Linked DNA regions of Homo sapiens: regions 2, 3 and 4 are each linked to region 1. Evidence: chromatin contacts called from ENCODE Hi-C or POLR2A ChIA-PET data. All regions are on one chromosome and are shown on one strand. Each heading gives the region's core, a stretch centred on a gene start or an enhancer-like site at or near the end of the contact. The rest is flanking DNA. Distances are from core to core; before and after follow the strand shown. Region 1 holds the start of TRIM9 (tripartite motif containing 9). Region 2 holds the start of RPS29 (ribosomal protein S29). Region 3 holds the start of STYX (serine/threonine/tyrosine interacting protein). Region 4 holds the start of PSMC6 (proteasome 26S subunit, ATPase 6).

The links. Hi-C counts contacts between places; a loop is a spot of excess contacts on that map. ChIA-PET counts read pairs that join two places held with the same protein, here RNA polymerase II (POLR2A). Pooled maps may share reads with other maps.
Region 2: a map of naive thymus-derived CD4-positive, alpha-beta T cell shows a loop between it and region 1 (5-fold over the local background). The contact joins the promoter of RPS29 here to the promoter of TRIM9 in region 1. A Hi-C loop is called at or near these places in 1 of 168 maps with a recorded cell type or tissue (naive thymus-derived CD4-positive, alpha-beta T cell), 1 of 37 single-sample maps with no recorded cell type and 8 of 50 pooled maps. POLR2A ChIA-PET finds 5 or more read pairs at or near these places in 2 of 52 experiments (T-cell and naive thymus-derived CD8-positive, alpha-beta T cell).
Region 3: a map of B cell shows a loop between it and region 1 (35-fold over the local background). The contact joins the promoter of STYX here to the promoter of TRIM9 in region 1. A Hi-C loop is called at or near these places in 2 of 168 maps with a recorded cell type or tissue (B cell and naive thymus-derived CD4-positive, alpha-beta T cell) and 3 of 50 pooled maps.
Region 4: a pooled map shows a loop between it and region 1 (12-fold over the local background). The contact joins the promoter of PSMC6 here to the promoter of TRIM9 in region 1. A Hi-C loop is called at or near these places in 1 of 168 maps with a recorded cell type or tissue (B cell) and 5 of 50 pooled maps. POLR2A ChIA-PET finds 5 or more read pairs at or near these places in 1 of 52 experiments (SK-N-SH).

The regions. Positions count from the first base shown.
Region 1 is chr14:51,093,833-51,096,532 of GRCh38, forward strand. It overlaps TRIM9 (tripartite motif containing 9), which reads right to left and starts at 1,273. Exons shown (of 13, transcript NM_001387360.1): 1 at 286-1,273. The coding sequence starts at 1,107. RefSeq lists a silencer at 1,265-1,334.
Region 2 is chr14:49,585,070-49,588,144 of GRCh38, forward strand. It overlaps RPS29 (ribosomal protein S29), which reads right to left and starts at 1,311. Exons shown (of 3, transcript NM_001032.5): 1 at 1,216-1,311; 2 at 881-980. The coding sequence starts at 1,277. It also overlaps RN7SL1. RefSeq lists enhancers at 342-391, 990-1,489, 1,362-1,871.
Region 3 is chr14:52,728,672-52,731,591 of GRCh38, forward strand. It overlaps STYX (serine/threonine/tyrosine interacting protein), which reads left to right and starts at 1,495. Exons shown (of 11, transcript NM_145251.4): 1 at 1,495-1,860. The coding sequence starts at 1,804. RefSeq lists silencers at 1,180-1,639, 1,710-1,789.
Region 4 is chr14:52,705,602-52,708,452 of GRCh38, forward strand. It overlaps PSMC6 (proteasome 26S subunit, ATPase 6), which reads left to right and starts at 1,599. Exons shown (of 14, transcript NM_002806.5): 1 at 1,599-1,703; 2 at 2,708-2,787. The coding sequence starts at 1,619. RefSeq lists enhancers at 1,150-1,259, 1,280-1,339, 1,640-1,889, 1,910-1,959.

The DNA.
Region 1 (2,700 bases), core at 23-2,522:
CCGCGGAAAGGGGGCGCCCTGAGTCCCGCTCGCAGGCAGCGCGCCCCGAGAGACCCGCTCTAAGGCATCCCCGCAACAACTCTGTGGGGGCATTCAACTCCCCCGTGCGCCGGTTAAGATTCCCCCATGCCTCCTGCAATGCACCAGACCAGGGAGGTAAACATCGAAGGCACCTGCATTGCGCCCCCACTGGGATGCGCTGTGCGCAAGAGACGGGGACCGTCTGCTGCAAAACCGGATGATCGGAGACGCAGGGAGTTAGGAGTGGGTTTTCTTAGGACTCACCTTATGTAGTTTCCACATGGCCCCCAGAGCCTTGACTTCGTGGCTGGAGTGTTTGCCCTCCTCCAAGCACTGGTAGCACACGGGCATCTTGCATTGCACGCAGTACATGCTGTGGTTCTCCAGCTCGTGGTCTGTGCAGGTGGAGACCTTGCGTGGGCTCAGCCTCCGGCTCACACGACCCTGGGCCGGGGGCACCAGGCGGTGCTTGGCTAGGGGCCCCCGGGGCGGGTGGCAGCGCAGGCGGCACGGATCGCAGTAGAAGACATCGCACTGTTCGCACATGACGGTGGCTTCCTTGGGCGCCTTCTCGCAGAGCTGGCACTTGAGGGCCGCGGCTTTGCTCTGCTGGTAGCGGTCAATTACCCCTTCCAGTACGCGATTCTTGGGGAAGCCGCGGAGCCCCCGGTCATCCAGGATGAGGCTGCGGTGACACTGGGGGCAGGTGATACAGGAGTTGCGGGGCACCGGGGCCAGGGCCGGTGACAAGTGGGTGGCCGGTGGCGGCATAGCCGGGGGAAACACGCGGACGCCGTTGGGGGACTTCTGGCACGGGGTAGTGGGGGCGCTGGCGAACCCCCCGTAGGAGCCATAGCCGCTGTCCGCCTCGCTGTATAGGCTCATCTTGTCCAGGTCCAGATAGTCATAGTCGGAGACCCCGGAGCCCGCGGCCCGATGGCTCTGGGGGGATTCAGACTCTGGGGTCTGCACCAGGATGTTGCGGGCGCACGCCTGACACAAATTGTGAGAGCAGGGCAGGATGATGGGCTCCCGATAGAAGGAGCCGCACACGGGGCATTTCAACTCCTCTTCCATCTCCTCCATGGGGACCGGTCTGGGAGGAGACAGCGACGGCTGCAGCGGGTGCCTGAGCTGGCGAGGTGGCCGACGGGCCCGTCTTGTCCAGCACCCTGGCCAGCGGCGGCGGCTGTGGTGGTGGTGCCTTCCCGCGCAGCACTGGCACGGACACCCAGAGAGGCGCTAGCTCTGTGAGCCGCAGCCGCGTAGCCGCCGCGCCGCGCGCCAGCCCGGACCGCCCCTACCTGCCCTCCTAGTCCCGCCCCGGCCCATGAGCAGCGGCCCATTGGGCGGGGGGCAAGAGATCGAAGCTCTCATTGGCCACCAGACCCGTCCGTCTCCTCGTCTCCGCAGGCCACAGGGGGTTCGGTAGAGTCTGAGGATAGGGCAGTCTTCGCTCGCGGCTGCAAGATCTCTGAAGGGGGCCGGCGTGCGGAGGCTAGGGGACCGGGAAGGAGGAGTTAGGCGGGATGATTCATCCTCGCCCGGCTTACTTCCGACCTCCGGTGCAGTCTCCCAGGAGCTGGGGGCGTGAGAAACCCCTCCCCGCAGCGAGTGGGCTGCCGGAGGGGGCTGGGGCTTCTCGCCAGCGTTTGCGTTTGGCTCCCAGCTCTGAGCTCCGCGCCCACCTACCGCGGGCGAGTGCTGCGCAGCACGGAGGACGCCCCTTCTCTTCCGCTGCTGGCAGCCTTCGCAGGCGTCTCACCCGGGCCTAGGCTTCTGCACGGCAGTGGGGCTTTTCTCCTTCTCCGTGAATCCGCTGACGCCGTGCCCTGGAGCTCCCCCATCCCGGGAGTCTGACGGCGCTGGCGCAAGCCCTGGCGACACTCTTGGCTTCTTTCATCCTGCGTCCCTCGTTTCCTAAAGAGCATGTATAAAGTCGATTTCCTAGTGTCGACATGAGATTCAACTGGGTAACCGATGGAAATGGTCAGCATTAGTCAGAATCTATGACCCCTTCGTTTCATGCTTTAAATTATAGCTCGGCCCAGAGGCCTCAGTGCCGTGGTGTGAACGTGCTTCCTTCCACGGATCCTTCTTCCTCCTCGCGGCCTCCCAAAGCACCTGGCTGAGCTTTTTCGAGGCCCGCTGGGCCTTTGGTTCGGTTGAGGCAAGAACAGTTTGTCTATTTCTGAGTGCCCGTAGTTTAGTAAAGCTCTGTAAATGAATCACTGTGTGACTGCGGAGTCTCAGTGTTTCACTCCAAACAGCATTATTCAACCCCACGTGCCCTGGGCATCTGCCATAGCTTACAGCATCGTGTGCCTTTCTGTTTCTTCCAACGAGGGGCATGGTGAGGCGGTGATTCTAGTGTTAGTCCCTGTACAAGGAGGGAGGGAGGGAGGGAAGAAGGGAAAGAGGGAGAGAGGGAGGAAGGAAGGGGGGGGGAAAGGAAAGGCGGAAGGAAGGGAAGAAAGGGAGGGAGGAAGAAGAAAAGGAAAGGAAAATCTTTGAGTCAAGTGACATTCTGAGGTAGTAACATTTGAAATAGTACATAGCCGGCTTTTGCTGAATGATTCATGAAGTAAAGGACAAAAACTCTTTGCAAGTTCTAGAAATATTCCAATTTTCCACCTTCCAGACAGGAGATAACTTGATTATATGCAGCTATGTTGATAA
Region 2 (3,075 bases), core at 61-2,560, 1.5 Mb before region 1:
TTTCAAACATTTTGGGTTGGCCGGGCGCGGTGGCTCACGCCTGTAATCTCAGCACTTTGGGAGGCCGAAGCAGGCGGATCACGAGGTCAGCAGTTCGAGACCAGCCTGACCAACATGGTAAAACCCCGTCTCTACTAAAAATAAAAAAATTAGCCGGACATGGTGGCAGGCGCCTGTAATCCCAGCTATTCAGGAGGCTGAGGCAGGAGAATCGCTTGAACCGGGGAGGCGGAGGTTGCACTGAGCGGAGATCACGCCATCGCACTCCAGGTTGGGTGAGTGCGACTCCGACTCAAAAAAAAAAAAAAAAAAACTTGGGGTCAGCGGTTAATACATATATTTGGTTAGAAAATATCTAGGTACAGCCGCGCGTGGTGGCAAGAGCCTTTAGTCCCAGCTACTCGGGACGCCAAGGCAAGAGGATCGCCTGAGACCAGGAGGAGTTCGAGGCTGCAGTGAGCCGTAACAACGCCACTGCACTTCAACCTGGGCGACAGAGGGAGACCCTATCTCTAAAAAAAAAAAAAAGAGAATAGGTACTTACAAGATTGATAAATGAAACAAATGTAAAACAATTTTAGTGGCTTCTCTAAAGTGAATTTCACCAAACACAATACACGGCACCTAAAACTGGCTAAGCTATCTAGGTAAAAAAGGGAGTAGGAAAGACTAAGTCCTTCACCTTCTCCATTCTATTAATTTGATTGCCCAAACCATCAACACTGTCACCAGCTACCAACTAAAAAAAGAGGAAAAGCTCTTGGTCGAATGCTCAGAATTACCACTCCAGGGAAGATCTGTCCGTTTGTCTTTCGCGGAAAAAATAACCCCCACAACCTTCTCTGCCCAAACAACATGGAGTACGCCTGCAGACGCCTACCTTAATGAAACCGATATCCTTCGCGTACTGACGGAAACACTGGCGGCACATATTGAGGCCATATTTCCGGATCAGACCGTGCCGGTTTGAACAGACACGACTGTAAGAAAAGAGACAGCGGTTTTGCAGGTCATAGAAATTACAAGACTCCGCACTCAGACGGCTACTACCCGCATCCCGGGACTCCCAAGCCACAGTACAGGCCTGTAATGGCGGCACCAGCGACTCCCAGTCGGCGTGCTCCCTCGTGCCGCCCGTGGCCTCCTCTACTTGAGATTTTAAGCAGCCTAGCGCTCCACGGCAACGCTTCCCCAAAATCACAAACTATTTCTCACCAAGAGCGAGAACCCTGGCCGAATTTTCGCGGGTGGCTCCAGTACAGCTGCTGGTGACCCATCTTGCTCTCAGCAGTGCAACGAGGTAAAAGGAAGAAGCTGGCCCACGCATGCGCTCTTCAAATTTTTGAGACAGTTTACCCAGAATGCAGTGCTCAAAGGAAACGCGTGCGCAGTGTGGTCAGGTTGTTTCGCTGGGTGAGTAAAATGAAATCTTAGAGGCGTTGTGGGCTGGCCCAGTTGATGACGTCACCATACCACAGCTTCTAGTGCTATTCTGCGCCGGTATCCGACCGCCGGGCGCGGTGGCGCGTGCCTGTAGTCCCAGCTACTCGGGAGGCTGAGGCTGGAGGATCGCTTGAGTCCAGGAGTTCTGGGCTGTAGTGCGCTATGCCGATCGGGTGTCCGCACTAAGTTCGGCATCAATATGGTGACCTCCCGGGAGCGGGGGACCACCAGGTTGCCTAAGGAGGGGTGAACCGGCCCAGGTCGGAAACGGAGCAGGTCAAAACTCCCGTGCTGATCAGTAGTGGGATCGCGCCTGTGAATAGCCACTGCACTCCAGCCTGGGCAACATAGCGAGACCCCGTCTCTTTTGAACAATAAATACGTTAATTTTGGACTCTCAAGAGATGAATATTCTCATAGTCTTTTTTATTGATTAAACCTTTTACTTTCTTTTAATTAAAACGTTACACTTGGGAAAGGAGTTTTTCCTCGACTCACCAGTGACACCTACTGGAATAAATTTACAAAACAACTTAAAATCAGCTGTAATGATCACGAGTCAACGGTAGGGTTTGCTTTTATTTTGTTAAAGAGAGTACGTTTTCAAATTTATTTTTTTGACACACTCCTCCAAGAAATACACCTACACCATTCCAAAAAAAAATGAGATTCTTTGGCATTTAGTGTATTTGATTCTTAAATGTAATTGGCTGAATGTAAAGTAATAAACAAGTAATGTGCAGTGTATGTTGCTTTGACCAGATAATTTGGTGACAAAACAAGTAATGAAAAGCAAATGCAAAAATGCAAAAAACCAATGTCAATAAACGAATTTCTGCTGAAAGATACCTACATTCCATATGGTCATTTATAATGCCTCCAGATAAAACTGCTCTGAAATCAAAGCTTTAACTAGATTTATAAAATGTAGCACAGGGTGCAACAATTCCAGAAACTTTTACATATAAACTTTTATAAATTGAAATACAACACTTCTTTAAGGTATGTTATGTCAGGGTTCTAGTGGGGTCCCCCTACCCAATCATTAAGTTAGGCATTGTATTATATGATTAAGGAAGGAGGGGAGTCAGAGATTTGTAAACTAGATATAACTTGCTCCTTGCCCTCAAAATTTTCTAATCTGTGGGAAACAGGATTATCTCCAAGACTTCAACATACAACGTTTGTGCACCAACAACATATGTACAGCTAAGGAAAATATTCTGTATTAAATCATGGGTGTGCTCATGAAGTACGAAAGGAGCCAAGAAGAGAAATTAATTCCAGTTCGAGGTACATTTGAGAGACCTTTGAGGTAGACCTTGAAGAATGGGATTTCTACAGGCAGCACTTGACAGAAGGGAATGCCTGGTGAAAGGAAGCGCTTGAGCCAAGGTAAGGTGAACAACTTTGTGTAACTAGAATAGAAGATGGACAAAAGGCCTAGTGATAGGAATGAAAAGGTATTTTATTTTAAAGCCTCATTGGGCAAGATCCAATGTCAAGCTTTTACAACTTTCCTATAATTTATATCAGTCACTAATGTGTGGTTTCCAAAAGCCATTTGCCTCTCAAAAGCTAATCTAACATTTGTCCACACTTTCTTAGGCCTCTTCTAGTTGGTCTCCACAA
Region 3 (2,920 bases), core at 245-2,744, 1.6 Mb after region 1:
AAAGAACCAAAAATACATGACCTAGCTAATTATACAATAATTCTTCAAATTAAAAACTTCCTAGCAGGATATTATGTGCCTTTTTATAATTTTAGAAGATGAACAGTTAAAATAGAAAATGGAGTGGTCAAGTTAGCCATCTCATACTCAAATTATTGTACAGTTCTATTTCTATGTGTTGGCAGTGCATTTTATGTGACAAAAAGTAGAATGTAGGGGGAGGTTTAAGTCAAATATCTATGTGATCTTTTCACTTATAATTTGCATTTAGTTAAGGAGTGACTATCTTGCCTTTTACCTTTGTGCTGGCGGTGGTTTTTTAAAGAATCAATTTGGTGTACAAATCCTTTCTTTCTTTTTTTATTTTTGATTTTTTTTGAGATGGAGTTTCGCTCTTGTTGCCCAGGCTGTAGTGCCATTGCACTATCTCAGCTCATTGCAACCTCCGCCTCCCGGATTTAAGCGGTTCTCCTGCCTCAGCCTTCTAAGTAGCTGCGATTACTGGCATGCGCCACCACACCCAGCTAATTTTTGTATTTTTAGTAGAGACGGGGTTTCTCCATGTTGGTCAGGCTGGTCTCAAACTCCCGACCTCAGGTGATCCACACGCCTCAGCCGCCCAAAGTGCTGGGATTACAGGCGTGAGCCTCCGCGCCCGGCCCAAATCTTTTCACCATGGGTTTACAGGCATAACGCCACCACACCCAGGGAATTTTAAAATTGTTTTTTAGAGAGGGGGGTCTTACTATTTTGCTCAGGCTGGCAAACTCCTTTTAAAAGATATTGAAAGCCATCTGGTTTATTATTTTTATTTCAAAATATAATAATGGAAGAAATTTTACAGTATTATATACAATTTACTGAGTCAGCTATCAGTTCCTTTTTCTGATTTTTTTCTAGTTGCCATTCTTGATATTTTCTAGGTAATCTAAACTGAGTTGTATTTTCAAGTACTCTTAAAATACTTTAAAAAATTTTAAATTGAGCCGTTTAATTCTTTGCTTAAAGGTGATGGGTATTTTATTTTCTGTATGGCACCACGTGATTTTAAATTGAACTCTTCATTTATTAGTCATTTGGTTATAAACTCAGCATAGATTGCGCAGAATTTTGAGAGGGGAGAAACTATAGCTTTCCTTTCGGATGCCACTGGTGGGTAGCCTGTTTTGCCTGTTTGTTCTTATGTTAAAGAAGGGCTCTACGTCCTGTCTGGAAAGGGCGGAGCTGGCTCGGACCGCCCCACTGCCTTTCCCAGGACCTTCACTCGTCCTGTCCCACCGCAGCCCCGCCTCCTCCACGCCGGGTGAGCTGTGGCCTAGCAGCATCCGAGGCTCCGCCCCCCCCACCCCCAAGCGTCTGCGCTCTAGCGAAGGGGCGGAGCAGGGCGGTGGCGCGCTGACACCTGGCGGCGGCGGAGGGCGGGCAGAAGGCGAGCGTGGGCTGGGATTGGCTGAGGCGACGCGGGTGGAGGGGGCGGGAAGGAGGCGGGGAGACGGTTGTCGGGCTGGTTCCTGTGCTGGATCCTGGGCGGCCTGAGGGGTACGGAGACTCTGGGGGAGGGAGACGGCAGCGGCATGGCGGCCGGGTGTAAGACGCCCGACCCTCCTCTTCCCTGTCTTCGCCGCCGCCGCTGCTGGAGTCACTGGGACCCTGTAGTCTGCGTGTGTTAGTTGTAATCCCGCCGCCCTCCTGTCAGCCCTCCGCTCCGCCGGCCCTCCTTCCTTCCGCCGCCGCAGCCAGCCCGAGGGTCGGCCGGCTGTGTAACACTCTCCCACCCCACCCACCAGCCCGCGGGCCAGCACCATGGAGGACGTGAAGCTGGAGTTCCCTTCCCTTCCACAGTGCAAGGAAGACGCCGAGGTGAGTCGCTCCCGTGGCTGCCACGCACAGGCCTCTCCCTGTGGCTCCGGCCGAGGGGCGACCCCAGTCCCCAACCGTCTTAGCCGCCACCTGTACGGGCGCCCTGCCTCCTAAGGGCGTCCCGGGACCTCTGAAGCCGAGCGGTCGGCTCCAATCCCCACTGAGTTGCTCGTCCTCTCCAGACCCCGCGGAGGGGCAGCGTCTGGTGTACTTACATTTGAGAAGAGGAAAAGCAATCCCTTAGTCCCTAGGCTTGGCATCCAGGACTGACCTGGAGTAAGGTTCCTCTTTTATTGTCAAAGTAACAAGAGAGCGAAGTTGGTTTAGTCTCCTTTTGAGGAATATCTGTGGTGTAAACGATTCACTTGTGGGACACATGGCCCCACATGTGAAATAGACTCGGCGCCTGAAGTTTGGAAGCGCGCCTTCGAAAAGTTTCCCAAAGTTTTTTGTTTGTTTTTAGACAAAGCTATGACCCGCACAACAAAGTGTCTCAAAGCTAGCTCATCTTAATCTGAGAACTCTTAATCAGAAATCTTGACCTTTGGAGGAAAATTAATATTGAAAGTAAAATACTATATACCTTTTCTCCTGGTTTCTAATTTGTGGCTATTTTTACTCCACCTTAGATCCCTGCCTGCTGTTTCTACTCGGATTTTTTTTCATCTGTTGCTAGTTTAACATTTTACGGCATTGCAGACTACTAAATTAGAATTTTCTGGAGGCTAAATTAACAAGACGAAGATACTCAGCTATACTTTAGTAGGATTAAGAAAGAAAATCTAACATCGCTAGTTAAAAATACCTTTAAAGTAGTTGGGAAAAATAAAGCCCTATTTTTAGGAGACCATTCAATTTATTCCGAATATTTATTCTATTGAATATCTTCATTGGAGGTTCACTTTTTTTTTTTTTTTTTTTTTGAGACGGAGTCTTGCTCTGTCGCCAGGCTGGAGTGCAATGTGGCGCGATCTCGGCTCACTGCAACCTCCGCCTTCCGGGTTCAAGCGATTCTCCTGCCTCAGCCTCCTGAGTAGCTGGAACTACAGGCGCGCACCAC
Region 4 (2,851 bases), core at 349-2,848, 1.6 Mb after region 1:
TACATGCCATGTGGCAGATGTTGTGTTTAGGCACATTATCCTATTTAATACTCATGACAACCCCATTAGATAAGTGCAATTATTATGATCATTTTACAGAGATATTGAGGGAGTATGTAATTTTCCCCAAATCACAAAAATCTGAAAGTTGGCCAGGCGTCGTGGCTCACGCCTGTAATCCCAACACTTTGGGAGGCTGAGGCGGGCGGATCACTTGAGGTCAGTAGTTGGAGACCAGCCTGGCCAACATGGTGAAACCCCATTCCTACTGAAAATACAAAAATGAGCCGGGCGTGGTGGCGGGCGCCTGTAATCCCAGCTTCTCAGGAGGGTGAGGCACGACAATCGCTTGAACCCGGGAGGCAGAGGTTGCAGTGAGCCAAGATCGCACCACTACACTGCAGCCTGGGTGACAGAGTGAGACACAGACTCAAAAAAAAAAAAAAAAAAAAAAAAATCTGGCCGGGCGCAGTGCCTCACACCTGTAATCCTAGCACTTTGGGAGGCTGAGGAGGGTGGATCACCTGAAGTCAGCAGTTCGAGACCAGCATGGCCAACATGGCGAAACCCCGTCTCTACTAAAAATACAAAAATTAGCCGGTTGTGGTGGCGCACACCTGTAATGCCAGCTACTCCGGAGGCTGAGGAAGGAGAATTGCTTGAACCCGGGAGGTGGAGGTTGCAGTGAGCTGAGATCGCGTCACCGCTCCAGCCTGTGCGGCAGGAGCAAGACTCCATCTCAAAAGTAAATAAATAAATACATAAATCTGAAGGTTCTATCAGACTTCAAAGTTCCTGCCTCAGCCTACTTCAGCATCTTTATCTTGTACCCCACATCTCTACAACCCACCCCCTACTGGTCTCATTGGCCTCCTTTCTGTTCCTGGAAGTGAGTCAAGCTTTCTACCCACAACCCCCACCCCACTCCACTCCAGGACTTGCACTGTTTGTTTAGGTTTTCTTCAGTTGTTGCAAGGCTGGCTCCTTCTCATCTCAGATATCTGTTCTAGATTAATTCTTCCCACCATACTTCTCACCGTGTTTTAATTCCTTCACAGTATTTGTTAAACTCTGAAGTTTTTTTTATTATTATTTCCTATCAAATGATAAGCAGATCTACCTTTAATACCTCATTCACTGACTGAATGGATGAATAAAACTGTCTACTTCTCCAGCACGTGGAGGTCTTGGACAGTACTGTGTTATAACAAAGGCCATCTGTGTTGTGTCGACAGGCCATCGGAACTCCTTTGAGGTATTACACATTTCCTACTTCACTTCCATCTCAGTTTATTACAGAGCCTTTTATACTTCCGGGACAGCAGTGACTTAATACTGAGGCCTCTCAGGGGAAGACCGGGATAACTGAGTCCTGCTTTACCTATCTCGGCTTGCAAGAAACGGTATAGGTGGAGGCCTCTTTCAGTGTATGCCGGCGCTCTAGGTGAACCGAGACATAGAGGTGGAAGTGGAGTAGAAAGACGGGGCCAACCGGAAGGGGAGGGCTCATGGGCGAACCCACCCCTCCAGGCAGGGTTTCGCCCCTCGCCCCGCCCCTTCCCCCGCCCGGACGGCCATGGCCATTCCCGGCATCCCCTATGAGAGACGGCTTCTCATCATGGCGGACCCTAGAGATAAGGCGCTTCAGGACTACCGCAAGAAGTTGCTTGAACACAAGGAGATCGACGGCCGTCTTAAGGAGTGTGAGTGCACCTTTCTTTCCATTTAATCAAGTGCCTCGACTCGCTTCTGCCTCTGACAAAGCAGAAGCCTTTCGCCGAGCCCGGCAACCGAGCCTTAGAGATGACCAGGCCTAGGGCCAGGGACAAGGCGCTTTGTCATCCGGCCCTGAGCTTGTGGAGCAGCACTCCTTCGGGTGTAGAAATGGCCCAGTCCAGCCCGGGTGACAGAACATCGGCGGCCTTGAGGTGAAAATGAAAAAGAAGTAGAGGAGGAGTGGGGAAGTGGGCCGAGGATGTTTCCCAGGTTAGGGTGCAAGAAGGGCAGTCTTGGTGGAGTCCCGGGACTTGGAGAGGGGAAGGCGCTTGAGTCAAGTAAGCTCAAACAAGAGATGAGACTCAGGGAGTCGGCTTGTTCTTGGAGTCGAAAGACGGCCGCGGAGCTTAAGAGAGAAGTGTTCCAGTTGTCATAATAACCCATATCGTCTTGTGTTTCGTGTTGTACTGTATCAGGCATACAAATTTCCCTTACCTCCTGAGTGCTTAACTTTTTTTTCCAGTGCATTTTCATTGAAAAGCATGAGTAGTTTAATTAAATGGAGGACCATAATTACATGATTCTGTGGAGAACTGCATTTGTTGACTTTATTTAGGGTAGAATGTCAGAGAACAATCCACGTGGGTAGGTGAAGAGGTGAGGAAGGGTCTAAGTGATTATCATTCGGATTTGTAGTCGCAAATCCTAAGTGTCAGGGTGTCAATATCTTCTAAGACTATAACTTAAGATGTGCTTAAACAAGTATTGCCGATCAACAAAGTAAAAGTATGGTGCTTTCTCTGTAACATTTTGTTGTTATACATGCCACCTACTCATTACAAACAGCATTATTTCTTTTATGGTTTGAAACAGTGGATGTGAAACTTAGGTAAAGTGAAGTAGACTTACGTAAACAGTAAAGTGAGACGTAGCGACTTAAACACACTAAGATTACTGTTCAATTAAAAATGTTCAAATTGTATTATTTCAGTAAGGGAACAATTAAAAGAACTTACCAAGCAGTATGAAAAGTCTGAAAATGATCTGAAGGCCCTACAGAGTGTTGGGCAGGTAGGTGATGGAGTTTGGGGAATAGGGGGTGATGGTAATTTGCTTTTTTATTTAGCTGTTGCCA